Regions from separate parts of the Homo sapiens genome. Here region 2 is linked to region 1. A link is a contact called in ENCODE Hi-C data. All regions are on one chromosome and are shown on one strand. The core of a region is the stretch at or near the end of the contact, and the rest is flanking DNA. Distances in the headings are between cores, read along the strand shown.

What was found. Hi-C counts contacts between places; a loop is a spot of excess contacts on that map. Pooled maps may share reads with other maps.
Region 2: a loop to region 1 is called in a map with no recorded cell type, with 8 times the contacts of the local background. The contact joins two enhancer-like sites. A Hi-C loop is called at or near these places in 2 of 37 single-sample maps with no recorded cell type and 1 of 50 pooled maps.

What each region holds. Positions count from the first base shown.
Region 1 is chr6:158,805,919-158,812,320 of GRCh38, reverse strand. The region is part of intron 2 of EZR (ezrin); the gene reads left to right. Among named protein-coding and RNA genes, the nearest start is that of EZR-AS1, 8.9 kb to the left of the region's middle. Within about 2 kb of position 3,285, at least 10 of the 41 ENCODE cell types and tissues checked have a DNase peak (open chromatin) inside an H3K27ac peak, as active enhancers do.
Region 2 is chr6:160,739,885-160,746,286 of GRCh38, reverse strand. PLG (plasminogen) reads right to left here. Exons shown (of 19, transcript NM_000301.5): 17 at 4,870-4,976. Among named protein-coding and RNA genes, the nearest start is that of PLG, 41 kb to the right of the region's middle. RefSeq lists an enhancer at 3,860-3,929. Within about 2 kb of position 3,951, at least 2 of the 41 ENCODE cell types and tissues checked have a DNase peak (open chromatin) inside an H3K27ac peak, as active enhancers do.

The DNA of each region.
Region 1 (6,402 bases), core at 2,036-4,535:
CCCCAATCAAGCCCAGTGTGATTTCAGAGCACCCATTTGGGTGAAAGCAGTCACTTGATGCCCAGCCGCCTTACAGTCCGGCTGAAATGCCAGGAGTGCTGTTATTGGTATTTGGGACTCGAATAGGGGCTAGGATGACTCTGTGAAAAAGAGCCATAAAAACAAGAATTTCATAGCTAATTTACTGCTTACCTATACTTGGGCAGGCCATTCAACATAATATTCTTCTGACTTGAGTTTCTCTCTGCAGGGAGTCCAGTAACAGCTTCATTTGGCAGTGCCCAGTGGTCTCTCACATTTTGGCTCTTTGTTTTCAAAGAGAAAAAAAGAGGCTAGACCTTCCCTATAAATGGTAGGGAAGTAAGAGATCCCATTCCTTGTTCCTCTTTTATTCCTTCCACACTGGCCTCTTTTGTTAATGAAATAATGTGAATTTTTTTTTTTTGGAAACAGGGTCTCACTCTGTCACCCAGGCTGGAGTGCAGTGGCACAGTCACAGCTCACTGCAGCCTCAGTGCCCCGGCCCCCACCCTTGGCTCAAGTGATCTTCCCACCTCAGCCTCCTGGGTAACTGGGACCACAGGCACACACTACCACACCCAGCTAATTTTTTATTTTTTTGTGAAACAAGATCTCACTGTGTGGCCCAGGCGGCTAGTCTCAAATTCCTGAGCTCAAGCTATCCTCCTACCTTGGCCTTCCAAAATGTTGAGATTATAGGTGTGAGCCACCATGCCTGGCTGATAATGTGATTTCTAACAAATGTTGAATAATTATAGTTTGGGAAAGGAAAACAGTATCATTTAGTGAACTATAATTTTTTTCTTAATTTTTTTAACTTAAACTTTTATATCTCTTTGACAATTTGGAGATTCTTAGGGTGGTTTGATATACCTGCTTTCTAATGGTAGTTAGATGTTTCAGCTCTATTCTGAAGCAGTGAAATTCAGTCTGCTTTCTAATGGTAGTTAGATGTTTCAGCTCTATTCTGAAGCAGTGAAATTCAGTCTGCTTTCAAAGTCAGTGAATGCATTTTGAATTATCCCTTATTTCATTTCAGTAGTAACTACCTTGAGACTCCCCAAGTACTCCAATTAGTTTTTAATTTCAGCAGTAAATGTGTGTTGAAAAGACCAAAGTTTGCATTATTTTCCTTCTGATGTATTTACCATCCATGCCTGTTGACATAAAAAGATTTTTCCAGACTTGGGTAGTTTTCAGAACCAAACAAAACCCTTGTGCTATAATGTGACTTAGAGACTTTTGACTGAAATGCTTGATATAGTTAATACACATAATTTTTTTCAAAATGAAACCACAAAGAGCTATAAAGAGAATTTCATAGCTAATTTACTGCTTACCTGTATTTGGGGAAGCCATTTAGCATCTGTGAACCTAAATTTCGTCAGCCGTAAAATGGGAGTTAGTTTTTAAGTGGAAAGAATGTTACATAAGATAAACGGAGACAAAGTTTTTATCAGTGAAATCCAAACAACTCATCTTAAGATGCTGTAAGCTTTATGTGTTTCTTTTGTGTTTCCCTACCCCGCAAATGTTTTTCAAACTTAACCCTGTTAGGTAAAAACTCTGGGTTCCTATAAACGGGTAAAGTTTGTCCATTGGTCTTCTCAAGGAAAAAGCAATATGAACAGTTTGGGTTATCTTAGTAAAAGGGAGGACTCTGATTTTGTCTCATGTCCATCCTCTCTCTGTGTGTTCTAGTCGGAATTCCCTTATCAGTCACATGGGTACCACCTTCATGTTTTGAAGCGCTATTATATCCCATTATGTGCTTGGTGCAGGGACAATAAAAATAAGATTGGTTTTGCCTTTAAGGAGTTCTCAGTCTCCTAGTGAAAGCAGATATGTAAGCAATTACAATGCAGTGTAGTGCATGATAGAGGTCTTCACAGAAGAGAAGTGTGCCCTGGAGACCAGGGAGGGCCTCCCGGCTGGTAAGATCCTTTGGGTAAGTGTGGAGGGATGTGGGCTTCCCAGTCAGCAGTGGTCAGTTCTGTTTTCCTTTATTCATTAACCCGTTCTTAACACTTACAGGCAAACAGTAATGCTGTTTCAAAGGAAATGTAAAACTTCATTAAGTTATCCTTTTAATCTAATATACTTGAAAACAAAACCTTAAAAGCAAAATAAAAAATATCTCACCATGACCCACCTTTTATTGATAGGAGAGGAACCAGTATCACCTGAGGATCAAACTCTAGTAGTCAGTATATCAGATTTTGCTCATATTTTTAAGTTAGAAGTCACTTCTGCAACCTAATTTTGTTTTCCATTTTTGCCTGAGAGATCAATTTTAAACTGCCTGTGTGGACAGTTGTCATTTCAGATACTGTAAATAATTGTTTTTACTTTAGGATGGGGTAGGTAAACTATCATCTTAGGGCCGAGTCTGGCTGTGGCCTGTTTTTATTTGGTCTCCCAGCTAAAAATGGTTTTTATATTTTTGAAGGATTTTAAAAACAACAATATGCAACGGACTCCAAGTAAGACCCTCAAAGCCTAAAATACTTACTGGCTGGCTCTTTAGAGAAACAAATGGACCAACTCCTGCTTCTAGCATAAAAATAATTATTGTTAAGCATTTATTCTAACCTTGTATATATTTTATGGCTGGACTAATATTTGGAAGCAGATCCACCCCATTGGTTCCAGTTTTTAAAAAATTGTTCTCAAAGAACAGAATGTGTTTTGTTAGCCAATGTTGAGCACATCATGGACTCTGAGCATGGACTCAGAAACTACTGAGGAGAGGCATCGTGGTGCTGAGGTAATGTTTTAAACAAAGCTGGTGTTTGGGTGGGTCTTTGTGTAGAGAAAGTGGCAGTATCTTGTGTCACACTTGCTAAGCTATTGTGTAATGACAGATTTCTGGCATATGCTAAAAGAAAGCAATTTGTACCTGATGTTTGAGTTGGAAAGAGAATGTTATGTAAATGAATTGCTTTTTTCCTCATTGATAGTTTAAAATGAGCTTTTGATCTACTATAGTCTGTATGTGAATTTCTGACTGCAGATGTTTTGTAAGTCCATTCCTGATTCAGAACACCCTGTCTAAAGTACAGCTCCATCTCTGTGCCGTGCCCCACTTTACTGCACTCATAGAACTCGGTCTCCACCTATAACGCTGTCAGGTGCTTGTTTATTTGTGCTTTTTGTCTTTTCTGGCAGCAAAGCAAGAGGATAGGTGTTGTTTTTGTGTTTTTGAGATGCGGTCTTGCTCTGTTGCTCAAGCACGAGTGCAGTGGTACAATCATAGCTCACCACAGCCTTGAACTCCTGGGGGACCGCAGGCGCTCACTACCACACCTGACTAATCTTTTTATTTTTATTTCTATAGAGATGAAGTTTCACACTGTTTTGTGCAGGCTGGTCTCAAACACCTGGCCTCAAGCCATCCTCCTGCCTCAGTCTCTCAAAGTGTTGGCATTATAGCCATGAGCCACTATGCCTGGCCCAAGTTTGTTTGTTTGTTGTTTAGCATTATTATTTTATAGCAAACTTTAAATTCTTGTTTATTGGCAGGATAAATAGAGGGAAGAAGGACGAGCAAATAGGTAAACATACCTGCCTCCTAGTGGGTAATCTTGGGCAAGTTTTTTCACCTCCCTCTGCCTCCTCATCTGTAAACAAGATCCTGCGTGCCCGCCTGGGATGCCTGCTAAGATGGCACATGGGAAGCACCTGGCCTTATGCCTGGCCCTGGTCAGTAAGGGCTGTGCGGTTCCACTTGTACCTGATAAAATTCTAATCTGATTAAAAGCTTTACTAGCTCGTGATGGTCATTCTTTTCCTCTAACTTAGCAGCCCGATGAAATAATGTAGTAAGTAAATGTAACCTTGTTGTTTGTCCTTTTGCTGCCACGATGAACACAGCTGTCTTGCTAGACCTCTGTTGACTTCAACAGGGATAGCATCAGGTTTATTGGAAATTTACATATGGGACAGTCCAGTGGTGGTGGGTTGGACAGAACAGCAACTGCTTCCCGAAAGCTTGGAAAAAGCATGCAGTTTACACAGCATTCTTACTTAACATACTCCCCCTAACAGCCTCCACCTGGCAGCCTTAAAGTGCTTGTGGGCTGGGGGTTCAGATGTTCCCCATAGATAAGGAATTGATTTCAGGGTTGGCCACTAGGATTCCTTAGCTCGGAACTCCACACACGCATTCTTCTTAAGTTATTGATGTTAGGTACACCTGTACAACCACCCTGCATAAAGTTCATTCATTCAACAAATAGAGCACCTACTTTGTGCCAGGTTTTCAGGTACTGGGGAGACATTGGTGAACAAAAAGAGGCTTTTAAAGGATTATCACCTGCTTGGTTGACAGTCACATCCAGTGAATGGTGGAACCCATTTCCTGCTAATGTGTATTTGAGCCTGAAATGCACATTGTCCCACCTTTCCTCAATGGCAAAATGCTCTGGAAAGGAGATGCTGGTCTGACTAAATAAAATGGGCTTTCTGTTTGGAGTTGTAAAGGGAGCCGTGCCTTCCTCAGCCCCTCCTGAAAGAAAGACCTGCTTTCAAGAAGCTTATATTGCAGGGGGAAAGACACATGTCTAATACATCGTCAGGGGGTGGTGAGCGTGCTACTGTAAATTTTCACCTAGGCTTTGGCAAGAGCTAGAATTAACTTTCATTCTTTACTGACTCTTTGAAGCGTTAAAACCACTGGGCAGAGTGACTTAGGAGTGGGCCCACTGTGATGTGTTTTTGTTGGTTTTCTGGTAAATCACTTTTGGGTTGGACAGTGAACCATGATGGTCTTTCTTCAAGAACTTGTTTTTGCAAGGGTTTGGTGATAAGTCCATCATTTCCAAACCCACTTACTCTTCCATCCTTTCTCAGGTGCTGTGGTTCAGGGAAATGATTGTTTTGATAGTATTTTACCTATTGCACCATTACTTCATCTGTAAATTTCTTATAAAATATGTCTTGGGATCCAGCCTTGTCTTTTTTGTTTGTTTTTTTTTTTTTTTTTTGAGACGGAGTCTCTGTCTGTCGCCCAGGCTGGAGTGCAGTGGTGTGATCTGGACTCACCGCAAGCTCCACCTCCCGGGTTCACGCCATTCTCCTGCCTCAGCCTCCCGAGTAGCTGGGACTACAGGCGCCAGCCATCACACTCGGCTAATTTTTTTTGTATTTTTTAGTAGAGACGGGGTTTCACCATGTTAGCCAGGACAGTCTTGATCTCCTGACCTCATGATCCGCCCGCCTCAGCCTCCCAAAGTGCTGGGATTACAGGCGTGAGCCACTGCGCCTGGCCTGTTATGTTTTTAAAGAGAAAATTGAACCACAGGTCACTTGGTTAAAGCTTAGCACATAAATATGAGATTGGAATCACTTTATTTGTAAACATATATGTAGTGTATATTGGTACAGTATTTTCATTAAGGTGTGTTTCATTGCCTCAGTTAAATAATTAAGGGTGTTGGCTGCTGGGATGTTGAAGTATTTGCTTACATAATCCATTGCTGTTTGGGTGAGACTCTTAAATGGATTTAGACAGATAATGGTGAGAAAACTGGATTTTTTATTTAGAACGTGGCTGAACAAGGCAATGTGGAAATAGTGTGATAACAAGGTGCATTATATAACTTGAACAAATCAACTGCAAAAAGACATTTTCAAAGAAATGGAGGAAAATTGAATAATATTTACTGAACTTGACGTATTAAGGAATTGTTTTAAATTATGTTGGATGTGATAATGGTATTGTGATTTTTTTTTTTAGTGCTTTAGAGCAATATACTGAAGTTTTTACAAGTGAAATAATGAATGAGGGCCTTAAAATATGCCAGCAAAAAAAAAAAAAAGTGAAAGTGGTAGAGTAGAAGAAAGAATGGTGTTGAAGCTGAAAAGAGAGTGTGGAGGATCATGGTACTACTTATTCTCTCTACTTTTATGAATGTTTTCAACTTTCCATAATAGAATATTTGCTTTTAAAAAGCATGTTATAGGGTAGAAAGGGAGAGATGCTTTACTTTTGCTCGTCATGAAGTGCCTGAGTGTTGAGGTGGGAGGATCTCAGGGCGAGGGCAGGTCCCCCATTCCCTGCTGCTGGGGCAACCTTTGTGCTCTGGATCAAATGAGTAACTGATTTGATCTCATCAAATGGCCCCACCCGGGCCATCTCACCCTCCATGCACATGTTTTAAAAGGAGGTCACTACTCAAAATTGCAGCTGACTTGGAAACACATAGAACGATTTGTTCCCAGTTTTTTCCACTATTACTTTGTATTCCCAATGTTTTGGGGGGCCCATAGGAATGGGGCACAGTGCTGTGACCCAACTGGGAACAGGTCATTGTCTTAATAGCGATTTTCTCAGACTTGAAAATTGAAATGAACAAAATAAGGGGCATCTACTGGGTAGGG
Region 2 (6,402 bases), core at 2,702-5,201, 1.9 Mb before region 1:
AAAAAGGCCAAATCTACAAATCACTGGCATTTCTGAAAGGGATGGGGAGAAAGTAAACAATTTAGAAAACATTTCAGGATATTGTCCATGAAAACTTCTTCAACCTTGCTAGAGAGGCCAATAGTCAAATTTAGAAAATACAGAGAACCCCTGTGAGATTCTATACAAGAAGATCATCCTCAAGACACATAATCATCAGATTTTCCAAGGTCAAAATGAAAGACAGAATGTTAAAGGCAGCTAGAGAGAAAGGACAGGTCGTCTACAAAGGGAACCCCATCAATCTAACAGCATACCTCTCAACTGAACCCGTACAAGCTAGAAGATATTGGGGCCTATATTCAATATTCTTAAAAAATATCCACCCAAGAATTTCATATCCAGCCAAACTAAGCTTCCTAAGCAACAGAGAAATAAGATCATTTTCAGCTAAGCAAATGTTGAGGGAGTTGGTTACCACCAGAACTGCCTTACAAGAGATCTTGAAAGAAGCACTAACTATAGCAAGATGGCTACCAGCCAATACAAAAATATACTTAAATACGCAGACCAATGACACTATAAAACCATCACACAAACAAGCCAGCATAACAACACAATGAGGGCATCAAATTCACACATAGCAATACTAACCTTGAATGTAAATGGGCTAAATGCCCAACTTAAGAGGCACAGAGTGGCAAGCTGGATAAAAAGCAAGACCCACTGGTATGCTACCTTCAAGAGACCCATCTCACATGTAATGACACCCATAGGCTCAGAATAAAGGGATGGAGGAGAACCTACCAAGCAAATGGAAATCAGACAAAAAAGCAAGGGTTGCCATCCTAATTTCAGACAAAACAGACTTTAAACCAACAAAGACCAAAAAAGACAAAGAAGGGCATTACATAATGGTAAAGGGTTCAATTCAAAAAGAAGATCTACTATCCTAAATACATGTGAACCCAACACAAGAGCACCCAGCTTCATAAAGTTCTTAGAGACCTACAAAGAGACTTAGACGCCCACAAAATAATAGTGGGAGACTTCAGTACTCCACTGACAGTATTAGACAGATCATCGAGGCACAAAATTAACAAAGATATTCAGGACCTGAACTCAGCATTGGACCAAATGGATCTGATAGACCTCTACACAACTCTCTTTCCCAAAACAACTGAATGTACATTTTCATCACCATGTGGCACATACTCTAAAAATCAACCACATAATTGGACATAAAACAATCTTCAGCAAGTGCCAAAGAACCAAAATCATACCAAACACACTCTCAGACCACAGCACAATGAAATACCAGTCAAGACTAAGAAAATAACTCAAAACCGTACAATTACATGGAAATCAAACAACATGCTCCTGAATGACTTTTGGGTGAATAATGAAATTATGGCAGAAATCAGGAAGTTCTTTGAACTAATGAGAATAAAGATACAACATACCAGAATCTCTTGGACAGAGCTAAGGTAGTGTTAAGAGAGAAATTCATAGCACCAAATGCTAGCATCAAGAAGAAAGATCTCAAATTAAGAACCTAACATCACAATGGAAAAAATTAGAGAAACAAGAGCAAATCAACCCCAAAGCTAGCAGATGGCAAGAAATAACCAAAATCAGAGCTGAACTGAAGAAAGTCAAGACATGAAAATTCATTCAAAAGATCAACAAGTCCAGTAGTTGGTTTTTTGAAAACAGTAATAAGATAGGTAGGCTGCTAGCTAGGCTAATGAAGAAAAGGAAGATAAGACCAAAATAAACACAATTAGAAATGACAAAGGGGATGTTAGCACTGATGCCACAAAAATAAAAATAACCATCAGAAACTACTACAAACAGCTCCATGCACACAAACTAGAAAACCTAAAAGAGATGGATAAATTCCTGGACACATACACCCTCCCAAGACTGAACCAGGAAGAAATTGATTCCCTGAACAGAACAATAATGAGCTCCAAAATTGAATCAGTAATAAATAGCCTACTAACCAACAAAAGCCCAGGACCAGATAGATTCACAGCTGAATTCCACCAGATGTACAAAGAAGAGCTATGACCATTCCTACTGAAACCGTTCAAAAAAACTGAGGAGGAGGGTCTCCTCTCCAATTCATTCTATGAGGTCAGCATCATCCTGATACCAAAACCTGGCAGAGACACAAAAACAACAAAAAACTTCAGGCCAATATCCTTGATGAACACTGATGCAAAAATCCTTTACAAAATACTTGCAAACCAAATCCAGCAGCACATAAAAAAGCCAATCCATCGTGATCAAGTAGGCTTTATCCCCAGAATGTAAGCTTGGTTCAACATACATAAATCAATAAATGTGATTCATCACATAAATATAACTAAAGAGAAAACCCACATGATTATCTCAATAGATGCAGAAAAGGATTTTGATAAAATTTACCATCCTTTATATTGAAAACTCTCAATAAACTAGGTACTGAAGGAATATATCTCAAAATAATAAGAGACAGCTATGACAAGTCCACAGCCAACATCATACTAAATGGGCAAAAGCTGGAAGCATTCCCCTTGAAAACTGGCACAAGATAAGGATGCCCTCTTTCACCACTCCTATTCAACATAGTATTGGAAGCCCTGGTCAGAGCAATCAGGCAAGAGAAAGAAATAAAGGGCATCCAGATAGGAAGAGAGGAAATCAAACGATCCCTGTTGGCAGATGACATGACTCTATGTCTAGAAAACCCCATAGTCTCAGCCCAAAAGCTCCTTCAGCTGATAATCAACTCCAGCAAAGTTTCAGGATATAAAATCAATGTACAAAAATCACTAGCATCCCTTTACACCAACAACAGCCAAGCCCAGAGGCAAATCAGGAACACAGTCCCATTCACAAATGCCACAAAAAGAATAAAATATGTAAGAATACAGCTAACCAGAGAGGTAAAGATCTCTACAATAAGAATTACAAAACACTGCTCAAAGAAATCAGAGATGACACAAATGAATGGAAAAACATCCCATGCTCATGGATTGGAAGAATCAATATCATTAAAATGGCCATACTGCCCAAAGTAATTTACAGATTCATTGCTATTCCTATCAAACTGCCAATGATATTCTTCACAGCACTATTAAAAAACTACTTCAAAAATTTATATATAACCAAAAAGGAGCCAGAATAGCCAAGGCAATCCTAAACAAAAAGAACAAAGCTGGAGACATCACATTACCTGGCTTCAAACTATACTTCAGGGCTACAGTAACAAAAACAGCATGGTACTGGTAAAAAAAAAAAAAAAAAAAGACACGTAGACCAGTGGAACAGAATAGAGAGCCCAGAAATAAGGCCACACACCTACAGACATCTGATTTTTAACAAAGCTGACAAAAACAAGCAATGGGAAAATAACTCCCTATTCAATAAATGGTGCTGGGGTAACTGGCTAGCCATATGTAGAAGATGGAAACTGGACCCCTTTCCTTACACCATATACAGAAATCAACTCAAGATGGATTAAAGACTTAAATGTAAAATCCAAAAGTACAAAAATCCTGGAAGACAACCTAGGTAACACCATCCTGGACATAGGAACGGGCAAAAATTTCATGAAGATGCCAAAAGCAATCTCAACAAAGGCAAAAATTGACAAATGGGATCTAATTAAACTTAAGAGCTTCTGGACAGAAAAAGAAACTCTCAAGGGAGTAAAGGGAAAACCTAGAGAACAGGAGAAAATATTTGCAAACTATGCACCTGAAAAAGGTCTAATATCCAGCATCTATGAGGAACTTAAACAAATTTACAAGAAAAAAAAAACCCCATTAAAAAATGGACAGGGGACACTAACACACTTTTCTAAAGAAGACATGCCTGTGGCCAACAAACATATGAAAAAAAGCTCAATATCACTGATCGTTAGAGAAATGCAAATCAAAACCACAATGAAAAATCATCTCACACCAGCCAGAATGGCTTCCTAAAAAGTCAAAAAATAACAGATGCTGGCAAGGTTGCAGAGAAAAGAGAACACTAACAGCTGGTGGGACTGTAAATTAGTTCATCCACTGTAGAAAGCAGTATGGTGATTCTCAAAGAGCTAAAAGCAGAACTAACTTTCAACCCAGCAATCCTACTACTGGCGATATACCTAGAGGAATATAAATCATTCTACCCTAAAGACACATGCACATGAATGTTCATTGCAGCACTATTCACAGTAGCAAAGACATGGAATCACCTATATGACCATCAATGACACATTGGATGAAGAATATGTGGTACATATACACCATGGAATACTGTTTAGCCATAAGAAAGAATGAGGTAATATCTTTTACAGGAACATGAATGGAGCTGGAGGCCGTTATTCTTAGAAAACTAACACAGGAACAGAAAACCAAATACCACATGTTCACAGTTATAAGTGGGAGCTAAGTGATGAGAACTCATGGACACAAAGAAGAGAGCAACAGACACTGGGGCCTACTTGAGGGAGAAGAGTGGGAGGAGGGAGAGGAGCAGGAAATACTAAGAATTGGGTACTAGGGTTAGTACCTAGGTGACAAAATAATCTGCATGACAAACCACTGTTTACATATACAAGAAACTTGCACATGTACCCCTGAACCTAAAATAAAAGTTAAAAATTAATTAATTGAAATAAAAATGTTCTGAAAACAGAGAGAGAGAGAGAGACTCAAAGACACAGTTTTCCTCCCTTTGATCATGTGCCTTGAAGACTGATTAAGACATAGACAGGTGCCCAGGCAAAATCAGGAGTGGGGTGGACCACATTCATGGATAGGAATTTGCACAGCTTTCTCCAAAATGATCATTTTGTCACATGGACTGTAGGTCAAAACCAATTCGTTATGTGGGCAATGGAATTTATCTCACCTTGGGTTTCTCCCCAGCCAGTGATGAAACATTCGGTCCGGTCAGCGACCACATAATTTGGGGATGGCAGACAAGCTGGGATTACTTTGTCAGTGATGACGGCAGGACTGAAAGAAAAGCATCAGCAGTTATGTTTGACTGCTCTGCTCGCAGCTGCAGTACCCACAACCAGTCATCCCTGTCTTGAGGCCCCAGAGCCCTCTGAACTGGCACTGCCTTGCTTCACTGACACAGAGCAACGTAGAACACAGAGTTTCACCCTCACATTTGCCTGTGGTTGTCTATGGACTATGCAGATGTAAGGTTTCATTTGAAAGGCATCAGTTGCATGCAAGATACTGCTGGTGGCCTTCACCTTTGAAAGTAGGGATGACAAAGGCGCACTTCTCATGTATATTCTGTGCACAACTGGAATCTCATGCTGAGTGTGTCCTTTTACATTAATCGAATAGGGCATTGATCAGTGCATGGAATGTCTGACTGAGATGCCACCAAGAGGCTGTAAAATTGCAAATGTGTTGTGTGCCCAGAGCAACTTGCTCCATCCTTGGATCCTCCATTTCCTCCTCAGTGAATGTTACTACGCCATAGTTGTAAGAATCCAGTAAAATACTTGATACCAAATGAAAGAGGATTGGAAATAAGCCTTTTGCTTGAACAAAATGGTATTTGTTTTCAAAGAACATTCATATACTTTAGAGTCCCAGGGACTCTCAAACATTAGAACTCCGGTTTTTAGACCTGATTCTACTTTAGTAAGTTCAAGAGGATAAAGGATTGGAAATAAGAAATGCCCTATTCTGATCAAGAAACATCATCGTCACCAACTTTGAAGCAGGCACACTTTCTGCTTCTGAGCATCATCAGAAGGCCCAGCCTGTCATGCAGACGTCCTCACTCTACAGGTTCCCTGGTGGAGCACTAAATGCCCTAGACTCGGGGTGTGGGGATGTGGGGTGGGAACTCTAAACTCGAAATGTATCAGCCTATCAGAGAACTCCTCCAAAACCCAAAATTTCCAAATTACTTGTTCAAGCCATCAGAACACCCCAGCTCTCTGAGGATCATGAGGAACGGGGACCTTCTATTTGCACATTTGCTGGGATGGCGGGGAGGACACTGGGGAGCAGGAGGGAGATCAGCTACTGTTTATAAAGGCTGAGCTGGAAAGGCTCTTCTCTCCTTCTAGAGTGTCAGAGCATCCCAGGACATCACCCCTCAGTTCACAGACCCAGAGAAGCTGCCCTGGGCTTGTGGCCAGGCCCAGGAGAGCAGCTCAGGCTCCTGCCCCGTGCCTTCTCATCCAGGCCATGCTCATCCCTGTCCACACTGACACCCTGTCTTCCAGAACCACCAGCACAGCGAGCGCCCTGCGTGCCTTGTCACCTGTCCCAAACCTGCTTCTCCTACAAATAGCTGTTTCTTAGCTGACTCAACTAGTATCTGGCTCCAAACAGCACTAAATGAGTGACATAAGCAAATGTTTCACTTTGTCAGGCTTAGTGAAACAACATTTCAACAGGAAAGAGAAAA